Regions from separate parts of the Homo sapiens genome. Here region 1 is linked to region 2. The links are chromatin contacts, found by Hi-C or POLR2A ChIA-PET in ENCODE. All regions are on one chromosome and are shown on one strand. Each heading gives the region's core, a stretch centred on a gene start or an enhancer-like site at or near the end of the contact. The rest is flanking DNA. Distances are from core to core; before and after follow the strand shown. Region 1 has its middle 61 kb from the start of LINC03007. Region 2 has its middle 14 kb from the start of LINC03007.

Region 1 (5,841 bases), core at 639-3,138, 45 kb after region 2:
AAAAATAAATCCAACTACGATTTAACAAAGGGCGGCCCAGTATCTGTACCTAGTGGGTACTGTGATATCTTGAGGGACATGAATTTAACAAGAGAAATAAACTGCTGTATGAGGATCTTTAAAATGCTCTTGTTTTCCATTCAAATTCTCTTTAGTAAAGTTGCTTTTTGCCCTGAAGTCATAATCCAATTGTGTCAACGTGGTAATTAAACATCTGGATTGATTAGGTGGGGAAAGGGAGATTATTTTCTAAGATATTTTTTCTAAAAAATAAGCTTAAGAGTAGAAGGGCTCTGGTTTCCCGGAGCTGTCTAGAGTCATGGAAGGAAGGCCGCCAATATGAGGGATGAGGATGGCCACACAGTAGGGTGACTTTTCAATAAAATAACTTTTTTGTTCTTGTCACATTTAGTGAGCTTACTGCAACTACTACCCTACCAAAGTCACTGACTTCAGTAAACCATGGCTCAGCCATATGATGAATCATCCAGATGATCAAAATTATTCTTATGAAGAGCTTTTAACAACAAATACAGATACTTGTGATATAACACTGTGAACAAAAGCAAGATATACAAGGGCATTTGCAGTATAATGACAACTATGAAACCGATCCACATACGAGAACAGCAATACTCCAAAACTTCAAAAGGTGATTAGCTATAGATGGTGGGATTCTAGATGATTTTTGTTATTTTCTAGACCTTGTATTGAGTATTCTATAGTAAGTATGGATTCATTTTTATAATTAAAAATATATTTTTAAATGGAATAAAATCTATAAAAGGCATCACCTACTTCTTTCAAAGGTCACATATTCCTTAATCATGGCTTGAAGCCTCAGAGCTAAAATGGCAGTGTTCAAAATATACATCTGCTTTAGAACCTATTTTCTTCAATCTTTCCTATGATACTTAAAATTTCATAGACCTTCACAGAAATGTGGGAGGAAATCTGTTAGTGACTTTGTACACGCACCCAGATGATCTGGAACTGGTACTCTCCAGTGAAGCAGCCACTGGTCACTGAGGCTACCAAGCACTCGAAATGTGTCTGGTCCAAGCTGAGATGAGCTCTGAGAATGAAATACACACCAGCTATTGAATATATGGGAAGGGGCAAAAAATGTAAAATATCTCAATACTAACTTTATATTGATTACATGTTGAAGTGATATTTTTGAGATATTGCATTTAATGAAAAATACTATTAAATAATTTCACCTTTTTTTTAATGTGTAATATAATGTAATATGTAAAATGAGCTATGTAGCTCACATTAGCGCTCTTTTGGACTGAAATACTCTAGAAAAAAATTCTGCAGAAGTGTGCTTCGATTATCCATCTATCATCTTTCAGAAACATGCAGGATCTGAATACACACAGATTGCTTGCCCAAGCCAGATCTATGGCCCCCAGTAAAATGTATTCTCCTGCCCCTCTTCCAAGTTGTATCACACTTTTAGTGGTCAGACAATTTCAGTTATTTCCAAGCGCAGACGAATTGAGGCCAGTTCGATGAACAGCACTTACAGGCTGCACCTAACAGCCGTCTTGCCTTTCTTCAGACTGACACGGCCCACAGAGCTCAGAATTCTCTAACTCCCTAACATCTGCCTCTGTTCCCATGGATTCACTCACACATCTGTGTAACACTTCATTCAAAGGACACAGTCCCCATTTGAGACAGCCTCAAATATTCACAGCTCCCAAAAGGCTGTGCCAAAGAAACTTCCTCCGTGTAGCTGTAGGCCATCTCTCAAAGTGCCCTTGGTGTGAGGGGACTGAAAATTATTGCTCTTCAAAAGGGCAGGGGAAAATGAAAGGAAGGATTATATCTGCCTGAACTGCCAAACCAAACTCTGAGAAGCAGATTCTCCAGAGAGTGACTCAGGCCCACATGATGTTTGTTGGGGATGATGTTTTCACTGGGAGGCGAAGTGTGCATTTGCTTATCTGGCCAAAGGCTACTCAACTTATGTGGCCAGCCCACCCCACAGCAAACGTGTACAAGGGTTCTTGTTTCTCCCTGCTCAGAGCTGCATTTTCTCTCTCTACAGCAGTCATTAGAATAAATAAAACCCATATAATCAACATGAGAGGAAGAGGACATATTTTTGTAATGCACGCGGGGGAGGAGGGTGGTTTTTAAAACACCAGGGACACCGCGAATGCCACAGTTATTATGTCAAGGCTCATGAGGTCAAAGTCAGTTAATAATTCCCGATTATTCTCTTAAAGATGACTAACACACAGCCCAATGCTAACAGTTTTCATATTTTAATGATCTTCCATAGAGTTTTCTAATTTATTCAACCTCAGCAGATTCCATTTCTTCATAAAAATAAAGTATTTTTCATCACAGAGGAATAACTTCAAGTTTTTCTTCAGGGATGAGAATCCAAAATCCTGACTCTGCCTGCCATGCTACTGAGCTGTCTCCATTTATCTCTCTGAAATTTTTTGGCTTACAGATTAAAGCATTAGAGGAAAAGAAACTATAAACATAAAAGAATAATAAAGATCATGATTTGTTTAATTTTTACATTCTTATTATTAAGACAGAATTTAGGAAGCAAAACTGCACTTTATCACTTTAAAATATACCCCCAAAATCACTACACTAAAGGCATTATAAAGGGTGACATTGTAAGAATATTTAATTGACATGATTTGGGAGGAAGGGCTGGCAGCACACAAGGAAGAATCGAATGTGAAAGAGAATTTGGTTAATTTTAAAATGTTATCCAAGTAATTACAGTCATTATACTTTCCTGCGGCGCAGCAAAGAAGTAAAAATATCAAGCTCTCCCGCAAATTTTCCAATATATACATACTGTTAAAACATACACATGTGCACACAAACACGTACAGTGAAACCAGATTTTGGAGTTTATCGCTTGCCAAGGTTCACCCCAGAGCAAATATTTACTGCGGAGTTACAAAATTTTCCTGAAGGAGAACCAAAATGGAAGCGTTTACATATGCTGCAAGTACTTTGTGTGCGCAGGGGCCACAAGAAAGATATAGTTTAATAAAAACATTTATGGATTTTGAAAGCAAACACAATCCAAGAGTCTTGCACATGTGGGAAAAGATGATATTCCAGCCTAACACGTTCTCTCTTGAAGATCTTTTGGCTGTTTGCAGTGAGCAAACCCCAGTTTCCTCTGGGGCCCCGCTAATCTATATTGTAAACCATTCTCAGGAAACAAATGAAAGAACCATCCGACACTGCCCTCGGAGACAGCGGCAGGGATGCGGCTCTGCTCTACAGGCAGACAGAAACTTCCCAGGATGGGCGAAGGTGGCTGCTGCATGAAGAACTGGGGTTCTCTAACCTAAACCTTCGCCACCTCCTCTTCCTATCAGGAGAATCTCTCTTAACTGATTTCCTCTGCATTCTCTCACCTCCCGGGCTACCTCCCACTTCACCATCGCAAAACGAACCCGATATTTGCAAAACTTAGGAAAAGACACACCGGCGTGCGGCCCACTGTTTCCATGCCTTTTGCCCCATGGCCTGAGAACCCACTGTATGCATGGCCTTAGAACCAAAGTTTTGCACTTCAAGTGAGCTTTGTTCACGTTCGCCCCATTTTGTTCTGCCATTAGGTCTTGCGGGTGCGCTAGCCTGCTCTTCATTAGTGCTTTTGTGCCTCATTCTTTATGAACCCCGGGCTGCATCCATCTACCTTAGCGCTAATGATCAAACGGGGGATCTTGAAATCACTCTGCGCAATTTACAAATCACACAAACTGGAAAAAGGAATTCACGCCAAATTGGACAAACTTTTGGAAAGGCCTTGTGGAGCCTTGCTCCTCTATCCTTGGGCTCTATTGCCCCCTGGTGGTTTCTCCGAGACAAACGCGGCCAGGGCTCAGCTCCGAGGCTCAGGTGTCCTGCCCTGCGGGCTGGAGCTGCTCTCTGGGACGCAGTGGGGCTGACTCGCGGGTGGGGAGGGAAGGAACCGGCAGTACGAAAATAAACGTGGAAGAAAAGGGAACTTGGGGACATTTGTCCGGCAAAAAGGGTTCAGGCTTCTCCACCTAAAACAAAAGAACATTAGAGCTGTACAAAAAAATGCGGAGATCCTAAAACAGCCCCCTCTTTCTACAGACGAGAAACTGAGGCACAGAGAGATGATGTGATTTGCCCAGTCACATCATCTGGTTGTTTATGGCTAATCTCACCAACCCTGGTCATGCTGCTTTTGGGGGATGACAGGGTTCGGGGCTCCAGGCGGCCGGGAAAGTGTGATGAGTTGGCCTTATTCTGTTGAAGACGCAAAGGAGTGATCAAATAAGGAAACCAGCAGCCTGGGAGATTTGTGTTCCAGGCCCCAGTGAACCCGTTACAGGGTGGGACTGGGTGGAGCAGCCTTCAGGCCGCCCCGGCCCCTCGTGGGAATGCGCCGCGCCCCCCGGACTCTGGAGCGGCCCGACCCTGCTTCCCAGGCCCCGGGCAGGCGGGCGGGCGAGACACAAAGCAGGCCCCGCGGGCGGTGCTCCGGGTTTCGCGAGGGCGGCGGTGCGCTTGATTGATGGATTCACGGCGTTTAACCCCCGCCGCCTCGCCGGAGGCGGCCGATCCAGCTGCGGCCGAGGGCCTAGGGTGGCCATGGGCCCGGCCCCCGCGTCCTCCGCGCCCCCGCCCCGGCTCGGGAGGGCTGCCCCCCGGGAGTGGAGAAAGGCTGATTTACAGCCGGCCGGCCGCACTCTTGCAAAATCACTGCGGCCGGGGAAACCCACTCCCAGGACTCAGCCCGGAAGAGGCCCTGAAGGGGAGCGGAGACTGGGCGCTGGGGTGGGGGCGGGGGCGCCGAGCCTCAACTTCCCGCGTCTGCTGGAAGCTTGCTCTGAGCGCCGGCTGCGGCGTTTTCCCGCCTTCTGCCCACGTTTTCGCCCGGGAGTGGGTTTCAGGAGAGCTGGGGACAGCGGCATCCCTCGCCCTGGGACCGTTGCCCCTGCGCCCGCCGCCCTGTGCCTGGGCCTTTGCACCCGGAGCGCCCCGCGCCCCAGCGCAGTCGTCCCCACGCGCCGGGATCGCCAAATTCCCACCTGGGGCCCGCCTTTACTGGGGGGCTGCAAAAGAGACTTAGAAGCAGAGATTCGGGAGGGGAGCTGATAGCTCCCGAGTCCTAAGCCACGCCTGGACAGCCCACAGGTCCCATCTCCATTTGTTTAAACACTTTTTGCCCCGTTTTCTGCAGGGCAGAAGACAAATATTAAGAGAGCAAGATTGTGCTTAGAAACTTAAGGTTCTCTTTTAAAAGACTCGTTCCTTCAGGTCTTCCTTCTTACCACCTAAGGGAAAAAAGTACCCCCTAAAATTCTTGCTTTACTTTTAGCAATTCTTACTTCAGTTTTACTATTGATACCCTCCGATCTTTTTCAAGAGGAAAAAAAAGCCAGATAGTGAAATAAAATAAGAAACGTATGGTTTCAACTTGAACTAACGAATCAGAAGTGTTGATTCTAAACTAAAAAGTGTTACTACTTTTTTTGCTTATATGTGCCTGGGTAGGATGAGTTTTCCTACAGCCTGCGAAGTTGGTCACTAGAAACAGGGGCTGGTGAAAATGTGCAGATTCTTGCCCTGCAGACACTAAGGATCTGGTGCTGGGCTAGAAAATTCACCCACAGTTAGGATGTCAGAGGGAGATATAAGTAAACGTCGGCACCCAACTCATTAGTTTCTGGCTAAATAAAAGTCAACCGACAGAGCACAAAACAACAGATCCAATGAATCCACCTTCTTGTAAAATGAGGGCTAATGGCTGTATTCTGAAAGATTTTTTTAGGTAGACTTATTTTTAAAGGCCGGTTGCAATTTTAAAAT
Region 2 (5,965 bases), core at 3,338-5,837:
AGATAACAAGATGTAAGATTCTACAGTAGTAAAGATAGTGATGGAGGCACAGACAGAGATAAATGGACCAATGGGACAAAATACAGAACCCAAAAATAGACCCACATATAGTCATCATCTGATTTACAATAAAAACACACTGTAATTCAGTGGGGAGCTTTTAAAATAAATGGTTCTGGGTCAAATGGATCTTCACCTAGAAAAAAAATAAACTTTGAGCCTCTACCTCACATTATAGGAGAAAATTAATTTAAGGTACCACATAGACTCAAATGTGAAAGTTAAAACAATCAAGCTTCTGGAAGAAAGCTTAAGAGAATTTATCAGAAACTTGGTGTGGGCAAAAACTCCTTAAACACAAAAAACACAAACTATGAAAGTTTGAAAAACTAGACTTCCTTAATATTAAGAACTTCTGTTCATCATAACACAAGATGAAGATAATTAACAATCAGCTGTAGATTGGGAGAAGATATTTGTGATTAATGTATCTGTCAAAAAAACTAGCATCTAGAATATATAAAGAACTCCTACAAATCAATAAGGAGAATGACAACCAATTTTTTAATGGGCTTAAACCTTAAGCAGTCACTTAAGGTTTATATGCTTACTGGTCATCCAAATGGCCTTCAAAATTCATATATTGAAGCCCCAGCTCCCAATGTGATGGTACTTGGAGATGACGCTTTGCTTGGGAAATTAGATAAGAAATTAGGGTTAAATGACGTCATAATGGCAGGGTCTTAATCTGGTAGGACTGGCATCCTTATAAGAGGAGGAGATACCAGAGGGCTCTTTCTCATACTCATGCACAGAGAAAGGGCCAGGAGACGATATAAAGAGAAGGCAGCTATCATAAGCCAGAAAGAGAGCCCTCACCAGAAACCAAATTTTCTAGCACCTTAATCTTGGATTTCAATCCTCCCGGACTGTCAGAAAATAAATTTCTGTTGTTTAAGCTGCCCAGGCTATGGTATTGTGTTATGGCAGATTGAGTAGACTAATACAATCATCAAAAGAGCTAACATTAAAAGGACTTACAGTGCCAAATGTTGATGAGCTTATGGACCAAATGGAACTTTCATGCACTTTTGGTGGGACTGTAAATCAGAACAATCACTTTGGAAACTGCTTACTGGTATCTACTACAGCTAAACACATACCTACTTTATGATCCAGAAATTCCATTCCCGGGTATATTAATGAAGAGAAAAGAGTACATGCGTGTACTCAAAGATATGTACAAGAAAATTCTTAGCACCTTAATGTATAATCACCCCAAACAAGAAACAACCCAAATTTCTATCAGAAACAAAATAGTTAAATACTTTGTTGTATATTCGTGCAGTGGACTATTACACAGCAATAAAAATAAAGTATCCTGCTATACTCAATAGTGTGGATGATTCTCACCAACATACTGTAGAGTTAAAAAAAAGTCAAACCTAAAATAATGCATAGCCTACAGTTCCATTTATATGAGGCCTAAGAACAGGCCAAAGTAATCTACGGTGTTAGAGTTTAGAATAGTGGTTGCCTTTGGTGGGGATATTCATACAGAGAGGGCATAGCGGAACTTTCTAGAATGCTGGAAATACTGTAACTCTTGATGTGAGTAGTGGTTTCATGGATATCTACATAGATGAAAATTCATTCAGTGAGCTACACACTTAAGATTTGTAAACTTTACTGTACATGAGTTATAAAAAGTCAAAAGAATATCTTGACTATTGAGAATCAAAAAGATTAGTTTTCTTTCATAAATTCGTGTCCATTTTGGCTTGGACCACATTGCACAGAGTCCAGTGAACACTGGGAAATACACTGTTTATCAAGATTTTTGTGGACTGCCTCATGCAAAAAAATTAATATGTCAAATGGAATCTTTCTTCCTGGAAATTTATAACTTGTTTGTGAACACTGATTATATTCATTTCCAGCTTTCCACTTGACTTTCTGTTGTGAAGTCTGTCATAGCTTCTGTTTCACTTTGTTAGAGGAGACCAGTCATATGGTTTTGTGAATCTAAAGTAGAAGAAATTCCCTTAGAGCAATGAAAACATTCTTAAAACAACTGCTGGGTTCTGCTACAGTGGCTTCAACCTCTCTGGAAATTTTCTTTGTTATTTTTGTTATTTGTTCATTCTGAAGTCTGTAAAAGATAGTTGTCTCCAAATAGCAACTTTTACTCCAAAGAAAGAGTAGGTAGGTATGGTTGTGTATGTGTCTTGTGAGTACCTGCATATAAAGTCACAAAGTTCTAGATAGAATTATATATTTCCTCCTAAAAAGATATTGGAAGGTATCTTTTGCCTCTCTTAGGAACATGGTAAATGTAACAGGAATATAGCCACATCAGTTTTGTTAAAAAGAAACAGATCTTCTATGAAAATAGAGATTTTATATACAACTTGACATTTGAAGACAGATACTTTACCAATGAGATGGTAAAAAACAGTCAGGACTGTTTGATTATGGCTGTAAAATTCCCAACTAAAAACAGTTAAATCAAAATAAAGGGGGTGATCAGGAAGGTACTGGGTGGTTCATGGAGTCGAAGGAGAGCTTCAGAGCTCAGAGGTGACACTTTCTGTTCATCTCATCGCTCTGCGGGCTGTTGGTGCCACGCTGTCTACTGCCAAAGGGCTTTCTACACTTCAGGGAGCATGGCTGGAGACAACTCTGACTTGCACAACTCAGACTTTCCAATCTGAATAGAAAGATATCCTCACCACCAGAACCACCTCGAACACCTGGGAAGGCCCCTGATTCTCCTGGCCGGTGCTGTGTGCCCACTCAGTCATTATGGATCATGGAGCAAGAACGGGGCAGACAAAAGCAGTAACCATCCCTGACAGATAAATACACCTCAAAAAGCCTGCACACCCTAATTCAGCTTAAACGTCCCATTTACTCGCTTCTCCAGACAGTCCAGACCATGTCGTCTTCTTCAATTTCTAGAAGGTGTCAGTTTTCCATTCTTCATTCCCTACCTCTGAGACAGCCCTTCCCACTGTCTGTCAGCACTCTCAGCCTTGCTCTCTACAACACGTAGACAAGAAGGCTTGGAACAATTGAAAAGACTGACAGGAGAAAAGACTTTGTAAAACATTTTGAATTTTGAAACCAAGTAGTTTGAGATGTTTCAGGGTTTTTTTAAGCCTGATTCATCTTAACATTCATAAATAGTATTGATCAGATCTGTATGCACACATACTTAACACACACGTGTGCTTTCCACTCCCACGAGGCAGAATAATCACTGGTGATCTAGTGATTACACAACTTAGAGAATAAAGACCCATATAGAATATCTAAAGAGAGCTGTCCAAATCTGATCCACTGCCTGTTTTTATTAATAAGGTTTTATTGAAATGCAGCCATACCCACCCCTTTAAGTATTTTCTATGGCTGTTTTTGTGCTGGAAAGTTGACTAGTTGCAATAGAGACTGTCAGGTCTGCAAAGTCTGAAATATGTACTATCTGGCCCTTTACAGAAAGTTCCCACATCCTGATCTAAACAAGTCCCCACAAAACCATTTTTCCCTTGAAACCATTTCAAGGATAAGTAGTGTTGTAAATCTGAATTATCCAGATAATTGCCATGTCGCTAATTTTCTTTGCCTGTACTTGCTGTTTAACCCAAACTACATGGACTTATGTCTGTACAGGCCAAGACTTGCAGGAGACCAGTCAACTGTGCATTCAGTCAACAAAAGTAACCAGTATTACTCATATTATCCCTCAAGCAATTGGAACAGTAATATGAAATATCTACACACTTGCCCCACACCTCCCCGTTCATTTCTCTTGGTCATAGAAACAGACGAGAAAGATGTAAGAAGGAGCGATGTGTATTCAGCTCAAAGTGAAGTGGAATTGTGACCATCACTGAATTCCACATAGATGATGATAATTGGGGAAACAGACAAGAAAATACATTTAAGAGTCTGAATTTTCTATTTTGCCTGTCAAAATAAGTGAATCACTGCTGAAATGCCATTTAACTTTACATTGTGTATAAACAGCAAGAAAAGGCAAAAATTACACTGACAAAATGCTATATTCACATTTTTCAGTTTCCTCTTTCTTAGTGCATAAAAATTCTGTGAAGTCTGCACCTCTCAAAAATTTTCTGTGTAACACAATATTGACATATTGAGGGAAACCAGAAGGAGCAAGCAAGAGACCCCAATACACACACACACACACACACACACACACGTTTCTAACCAAAAAAAAAAAGAAAAGTAAAGAAATCCAAGAGCAATAACCAACCCAAAAATGCCAAGAAGCAGGGTTATAAATTTAACACGAACAGCTCCCTCTTCCAACTCCCAGTCCGTTTATCAACTTTTAAAAACTAAATGACAAGTTAAGATTATTAGTCAAAATATATAAATAAATCACCTTACATATGTGATTTCCAAAGTCTGTGAATGATTTCACAGTGGTTAGTTGTAATAAGTGAATACACAGGCAACCTGGGTTTGGGAAAAAACTGGTCCAGGTAAGGCTGGAAGCCCGCCAACCTCCAGACAGCACAATTAGCACAGGAGGTAGACATGAAAGCTGGGCAGCACACAGGAGGCTTTACAACGGCATTGGGTGAGCTTTCTTTCACAAGGACATCCTAGCCATTGCTTGGTCTGCCATCCCCTACACGCAATTCTGCTGTTTATAGAAAGAACTTTTTTTAGATGCCTCCAAAAAGCAAGGATTAAGTCAACTCATCATAAATTCCTCCTGCTAGAAACCAACTCATGGAAAAAACTTTCTGAAAATACAGTTTGTCAAATGCTTTAGGTTTTAATGAAATGCCAAGATGTGGGAGTCATAAATTATCTGCTGCAACAGGAGGCCTCACAGAGAGTGAGGAATGCCAGAGCTCTGTGTTCAAGATGAATTGCTGGAAACTTCTCTATCTTAAAAAATTGATCCTGATTTTTTACCTGTTTAGATTTACACAACATCTGATGTTAACAGCCCTTATGTGGCTGCCATGTGCCAAATGTAGACAAAAAAAACAAGAAGAAAACATTCTTTGAGCTGGCCCAGAGCCAGGTTTGTCACACAAGGGCCCCTGCCCTCCAGGTATCATTTGGTTGCTGCCGTTCATAGCATTAGTGGTGTTGAAATGAAGCCAGCTGTATTCTTTGCAAACCAATTTGTCCAATAGCATGGATTATTGTGTTAGGTAATCTGTCACTTCTCAAAAAAAAAAATCTTTAATGGCCTTTACATATTGCTCTCAGAGCATTTGAAGGCCTTGTAGTGATACCATCCCATGCCTGATTTATTCACCTCAGAAGAAGCCACCCTATTTGGCACCGTCTCTGCTAAACAACTACAGCATTTTTAAGTGTAGAGCTATTCAAACCTGAATTTCCTAGATTATTTTATTTATGCAGTGCATGTAAACATTGAAAGCAAATTCACATCACCAAGGAAAATGATCCCCGTAACATGTCTAAAAATCATCTGTGACTCAGTGATATGATTAGTCCTGTGAAAGCGTTCAGGAAGGAAAGCTCTCTAAGCAATTTCCTCAGTTCTCAGATTCACTTTGTGAGCCTAGACCTAGGAATGAGAAATTTTTAAGGAACATTTTCAGTGTGCGCTTGGAAGAAAATATGGGCTGTTTTCAAGAAACATTCACTACTTGCAGAGCTGAGTCCTGCTCACATTTCTCTCAGACAGTTTCCCTAACTCATGACATGCACAATGATGTTACCCAAGGTTGAAGTTAAGAAACGGCAAGATTTCCTATATATTATGCATTAGTCCATCTGAAATTGCCTTTCTACACAGGTAACAGAAAGCTGACTCTAATCAAAGAGTATTTATTTCTCAAACATAGCAAGAAATCCTGAGGTGGCTGGTGCAGGCAGGTGTAGCAATTCCTCAGCAGGAGCTGGGTCCCAGCCTCCTCCCTCTCTCATCTACTCCTCACGCTTCTTACCT

The links. Hi-C counts contacts between places; a loop is a spot of excess contacts on that map. ChIA-PET counts read pairs that join two places held with the same protein, here RNA polymerase II (POLR2A). Pooled maps may share reads with other maps.
Region 1: a loop to region 2 is called in a map of ascending aorta, with 4 times the contacts of the local background. The contact joins two enhancer-like sites. A Hi-C loop is called at or near these places in 7 of 168 maps with a recorded cell type or tissue (aorta, ascending aorta, chondrocyte and 3 more) and 11 of 50 pooled maps. POLR2A ChIA-PET finds 5 or more read pairs at or near these places in 5 of 52 experiments (AG04449, BJ, GM12878 and 2 more).

What each region holds. Positions count from the first base shown.
Region 1 is chr7:25,847,948-25,853,788 of GRCh38, forward strand. No RefSeq gene overlaps it. Among named protein-coding and RNA genes, the nearest start is that of LINC03007, 61 kb to the left of the region's middle. RefSeq lists a silencer at 3,852-3,901. Within about 2 kb of position 1,889, at least 17 of the 41 ENCODE cell types and tissues checked have a DNase peak (open chromatin) inside an H3K27ac peak, as active enhancers do; they include ascending aorta, where a contact is called at or near this core.
Region 2 is chr7:25,800,688-25,806,652 of GRCh38, forward strand. No RefSeq gene overlaps it. Among named protein-coding and RNA genes, the nearest start is that of LINC03007, 14 kb to the left of the region's middle. Within about 2 kb of position 4,588, at least 3 of the 41 ENCODE cell types and tissues checked have a DNase peak (open chromatin) inside an H3K27ac peak, as active enhancers do; they include ascending aorta, where a contact is called at or near this core.